Linked DNA regions of Homo sapiens: region 2 is linked to region 1. The links are chromatin loops, found by intact Hi-C in ENCODE. Cell type or tissue: lower leg skin. All regions are shown on one strand. Each heading gives the region's core, and the rest is flanking DNA. Links, peaks and the distances in the headings are about the cores only.

The links. Peaks named below come from ENCODE experiments on the same cell type or tissue, not always from the same donor. Only the 100,000 strongest peaks of a DNase experiment are listed, where the experiment ranks them.
Region 2: it touches region 1 in a loop (30-fold over the local background); 1 of 110 quality-filtered maps calls a loop at or near these places.

What each region holds. Positions count from the first base shown.
Region 1 is chr5:6,456,346-6,459,163 of GRCh38, forward strand. The region is part of intron 1 of UBE2QL1 (ubiquitin conjugating enzyme E2 QL1); the gene reads left to right. LOC105374639 (a long non-coding RNA gene) reads left to right here. Exons shown (of 2, transcript XR_007058679.1): 1 at 1-1,220; 2 at 1,332-2,818. Among named protein-coding and RNA genes, the nearest start is that of UBE2QL1, 8.9 kb to the left of the region's middle. In lower leg skin, for the core only: no CTCF peak of the experiment used is centred there; no DNase peak of the experiment used is centred there.
Region 2 is chr5:6,399,052-6,401,869 of GRCh38, forward strand. No RefSeq gene overlaps it. Among named protein-coding and RNA genes, the nearest start is that of MED10, 22 kb to the left of the region's middle. In lower leg skin, for the core only: no CTCF peak of the experiment used is centred there; a DNase peak (open chromatin) is centred at 1,090.

The DNA of each region.
Region 1 (2,818 bases), core at 214-2,713:
GATGTTCTTAGAGGAAACACTCTACTTAAGGGTGATTGAGACTCGACATTAACATGGGGCATTAGTCACTCAGTGTTTTTTGGAATACGGTTTCATTGCTGATAAATGGAAAGGCCAGGCATGCCCCCACACTGACCAAGAAGTTGTAGTAATGGCAGAAATGTTTCCAGTAATGTCTACACTTTCCTACTCAGTAAGTCGGCAAGCTAAGCTAAGGTTTAATTGTTCAGTTATTTTCTCATTGTTACACACATCATTCATTCATTCACTGAGCACTGTAGTGACGTTGCCCTTGGCATTCCCATGACGACCCTTCCCCATTCTGCGTAACGTCTGCGACCCTCCCCTGGTCCTCTCCCTGGCCTGCTAATCCCACAAGGCTGGGAGGAAACCAGCTGAGTGGGAGGACCAAGGACACCGGACTGGGAGAGCAGATTTGGGACCAATCAGGTGGCAGAGGATTGTGAGATGAGGGCAGGTGTGTCTGCAGAAGCCAGAAGAAGCTGCCCGACCTTGCCCCTTACCTGGCCAGCAGGGCTGGGCATGGTCAGGGAGCCACACTCACCGAGCCTCTTCTATTCCTATTCTTCAGTGCTAGGCTCTCCTCTCCCGCTCTCTTCCTCTCCAGCCCTGTGCTCCTGCCTCGTGGGTGCCTGTCCTCTGCTTGGATTCCTGCAGTGCCCCCATCCAGTCTCTCTGTCCCTGTCCATCCTCCCTGATGCCACCTGCATGGCTCCTCTAAAATGCAGACCTAGCTTTATCACATCTGGTTATGAACCTTATGAAATAGAGCTCAAGTTTCCCAGCACTGTACAGCCATGATGGCATTCCTGCATCCGCCACAGCCCCCACTGAGGCTCCTCTTCCACCAGCCCCTTCTGCCTGGAAGCCCCTCTTGCCCATCTTCACCAGGTGAGTCCCTGGCCATCCTTAAAAACCCTGCCCAGATGCCCCAACTTCTCTGCAAACAGCTCCTCAACCACTCCTTCAATAAAAGCGATGACTTCCTCCTCTGAACTGCAGAGGAGGAAGCTCGGCATTGTTTAGAAAAAGTTCATTTCTGTGCTTATCCTGCCAGTTTACATAATTACAACTGTATTGCCCCTTCTCTTTGCTAAATGTCCAACACTTTGTTTGTGCCAAATAGATGTTTGCCACAAGATCTGTTTCCCTGAGCAGACTCCCCATCCTCTTCATTTTGCCCCTTCTTGCGATGCAACGTAAGTGCTTACTGTGGGTCAGCTGCTGTGCAGAATGCTTAATGTGAATGATTTGATTAAATCCTTGTAGCAGCCTAAGAGGTAGGTGCTGTTGTTATTCCCATTTTACAGAGGAAGAAACTGAGGCTTGCTGAGGTTGAATCATGCACAGAGCTGAGCTGCCACCAGGCAACCAGTCCAGTGCCAGAGCCACCTGGTCCTGAGGAGGTGTCTAGTTGGCAAGTACCACGTGTAGCATTATTGTTCCTCATGGCACATATGGATGTTAGGAATGCCTCTGCAGTTCCATGGTGCATGGTTTTCCTACAATACTCAGAATCAATCCACGAGAGGACGGATGGTGCATCCATCAAGTCTGACACATGGTACGGAATTATCAGCAACGTTGGACAAATATATTGGCCCAGATTCATCATAAGCTCCTTGTATTGATTGAGCAAAATCGATGAATGTGTTAATTGCTTCAAACCGTAGGAGAAAGATAATTATTACAGCTTTATTTATTTTGTATATGAAAGGGAAAGGCATTTTAGAGATTCTGAAAATAACTCAAGAAAGAAGTGCTTTTTGAACATAATTGTTACATTGGTAAAATCACTCAGATTGAAGGAATGTCTACCTTAAAATAATTTCTCTAAAATAAATACTAATTCTTCATCACAGTATTTGGCAGGCATTCTCGAGGTGTTTGACTGAGTTCTTTGATGAAGGAGCTAAGGAAATACTGTCTGGTAAAGGATCAGTTACACGTAAAGTTGAATTGTCCTCAGCTCACTTGGAAATTGAAGGGAAAATTTCCAGAAAAATATTTGAAGGGTAATTCTCATTTTTTGATCTTGAAGATCAGACATTTGCAAATATCAGAATATGGAGTTACAGAACTTATTACATTTTGGTTCTAATAAAAAGCTGTGATTAATATTTTATGAATTTGGACATTTTGTGCACAAAATTATTAAACCAATTATTTTTGCCTTACGGATCAATATGTATGTATTAGGGTGATTACTTAGTGTCAGATTGGGTGCCCATATTGCTTCCCGTAAGATGTCTGTCAGGAATTGGATATAACTATACCAAGTAAAGATCAATTGCTGCTAGGATTAATTTGTGCTGGAGTCCCTCATGATTAGTGACATATGCTACTCAACTCTGCTTCTCAGCCAAGGAAAAATAAAAATACCATAGTGGAAACTTCACCAGAATTGAGTGAGTTACAAGCTTAAATTAACTGTAACTAGTTGAGTATTAGAAGCCTTTAAAATGTAACTTTTTAAGAGTCATCAAAATACTAAATGAATCATAATGTATTTAACCTGGCTTTGTGCAAGGAGGCTGTTCTTTATCAGAGCCCTCTCCTGCAGCGCACATGTGCCTGCGTCTGACAGCACCTCTCGGGTGGGAGCCTTCCTCCTCCAGGTTGGGTGGGAGAGAAGAGCACAGCAAAGCCAGGGGCCTTGTCCACAGTAGCGGGTTAGGATCCTCCAGGGGAAGTGCCTTCATCCAATGTGAACAATGCCTAAAACTAATGCAGGAGAGCTGCAGAGACTGGTGGCTGTGACCCCACCCCTCCAGAGCCCTGCTGACTTCCTTTGATC
Region 2 (2,818 bases), core at 98-2,597, 57 kb before region 1:
TGAGAAGACATGAGTTACGCCAACCCGAGCCCAACTGAGCAGGTCCAGTTGAGCCACCGCCGGCCCCGTCCCTGTCTCCACTTCATGTCTCAAAAGCAAGACAGAAGAGATCTTGCTGCAAGCCATTGACATGTTCAGGCTGTTTGTGGTCACAGCAAAAGTTAACGAATACAAACAATTTTTTTGAAAGTCTTGTTTTTTCACGGCTTATCAGTTTTTCTTTTTCCTGGGTATACTTTTTATCCATTTCTCAGAAACCATCACAAAAAATAGGGTCATGGGCCTATGCTTGGTATCTGCTTTGCTGAATTGTATATATATATGTGTGTGTGTGTGTGTATATATATACATGTATATGTGTGTGTGCATATACACACATATACACACAAACACAGATATATATATATATATATATTCACAATAACGTCGTCCTCATCCCAGAGCTGTGTTTTCTTAATCTTCCCTCTTCTCATGCTGATCTCCAGGCTGTGGATCCCAGGGTAACACATTTCACAAGCATGCTCATCACAGAAATAATCCAGCTTTGTTTCTGAGTAAAGGTGTAAATAACACTTGTGTGACTATCGTGACTGTACCTTGACCCAAGAATTGCTTGGCCACGAAATTCTCAAAGGACTTTTACACTTAACACAGAAAGTCTTCTGATCAATCGTCTGTTCTAAGGTACATATTTTATCCCAGCTTCTGTAAGAATTACTGGCTTTTAGAATTCCATATTTTGCAAAAATTATATTAATTCTCATTTCTTAAGAGAGAGAATTAACATTTCCCAAAACTTGGCACTATTTATAGATGCTAAATTGGGGACTGGAATCTTTTTTTTTCTTTTTAGCTAACAGGTATTAAAGAACCATTCTATGGCAGGCATTGTTACATGTGTTACCATCATTAATTTTAGACATCCATTTTTCCTTTTGTTATTACTTGGTGCATTGGCCTCATTCTTCTATTCTCTTCTCTCTGTGATGGGTTCCTCTTCACAGGATGCCTCGGGGTGGAAACGGGATGACAGCCAGTGGTTTCTCCACACATGGACTTGCCAGAACCTTTCCCGAAATGCTAGGTTGGAAAACTCACAGCTGATTAATTACCGCAGTCCACGGCTTACTCCGTCGGGTGAGTCAGACACGACTCAGAAGAGTCCCCTCAGGTTGTGTCCTGTGGGAGCCTGCAGAAGCCTGACGTGCTTCTTCCCCAGCATATGTGTGTGTTTCTGAGTGTGTGTGTGCATGAATGTGTACGTGAGAGAGTGTGTGTGTGACTATGTGCATGTGTGTGAATCTGCATGTGTATGCATGTATGTTACCATGTGCCTGTATCTGTGAATATGTGTGTGTAGGGGGGTGGTGGGTAGATGGGGACTTTCAGAATGGAGACAGCCACAGCACTTGTGGGAGGAATCATCTTTGACTTTATTATTGAAATTTTTTCTTTATTCTTCAGTGAAGGTGAATGAACCTGACTTGTAGGTCCCCGGGGACATCTAGGAATCAAAGCAGGACGAAGGGCCTGTGTGTGTCCCTGGGAGAAACTCCAATGGGACCGGATCCTGACATCTGGGGCATTGAGGGCAACTTGCATCCTTGGGGTAGCAGCCAGGAAAGTGGGGAGTGTCAGGAGCATCAAGGGCATGGAATTCAGAGCCCAGAGCCAGGACCAGCACCACAGCACTTGTCCAGGCAGACCCCACATCCACCCCTTGTCCAGCCCAGGCCATCCAGGCAAAAGACCTATTGTTTGTTTGTTTTTCAGTTGTTGTGTACAGTTTTATAAATTTCCCTGATAACACAGTACAAGAATAAAAGCCTCCAGTAGTGCAGGAGGACTTATAAGAACAAGCATCCTCCACCCCAAGCTTCCCGGTCCCCCTTCTCTGAGGAGCCCTGTGAACTGTCCCCACTGTGACCTCTTCTGGTGGTCTCTGCCATCTCTCTAAGTAATGTGCTCCTGTGGGCATTACTTAACTTGTCGATTTAAGCATTGGCTATTGATGGCATGCTCTGAGATATTGAGAGTTCAACTTAATTATATTCTACCACTATACCCAATCAAGTACATCACTATTTTTTGTTTTCCTGTTGGTTCCTTTGTAATATGAAGGAATACACATTCATTTATTGTTCCATCAAGTATAACGCACATACTATGACCCTCAAATGTGTAAGATACTAGCCCCTACTCAATGACTCTTCAGTGCTTTATCTAAGAGGTTGCTATAAACCAACCAACAGGGCTTACCTTGCTAAGACTATGAGAATATACTTACCTACAACCAAATAGTGTGCTTGGATTACGTTTCTTTTACTGTACTGCTTGTTATTTTTCCTGAAGTTTCTAATCCCTTTTACTTTTTAAAAATTTGCCTTCTTCACATCCTTTTATTATTTTCTTCCACCTCTCCAGTGTCTGTTCTATTCAACCAAGTCCTTCTTCCCCCAAAAAACCCTTCTAGGAGTTCCCCAGGTGCCATGCCCAGCTCTGGCTGCTGTCCAGGTGACACCACCTCACCCTGGGAGACGCCTTCCTGCTGGGTGGGACCTGGCATATGGAATCCCTGTCTTCCTGTTTCTTGCTTTGCTTGCACACAAAGTTAAGTAAGTATCTGTCTGTGAAAGGATATTGATACATAAAATATTTGAATGCATACACACCTGAAAAGTTTTTATTCCTGCCTCCATGTTTTATTGATAGTTTGTCTGGGTAGAGAAATCTTGGTTCGATGCCATTTTCCTTCAGAATTTGGACAATGCCACACTGTAGACTTTTAGATCCACGGCGGAGAGCAAGAGATCTTATT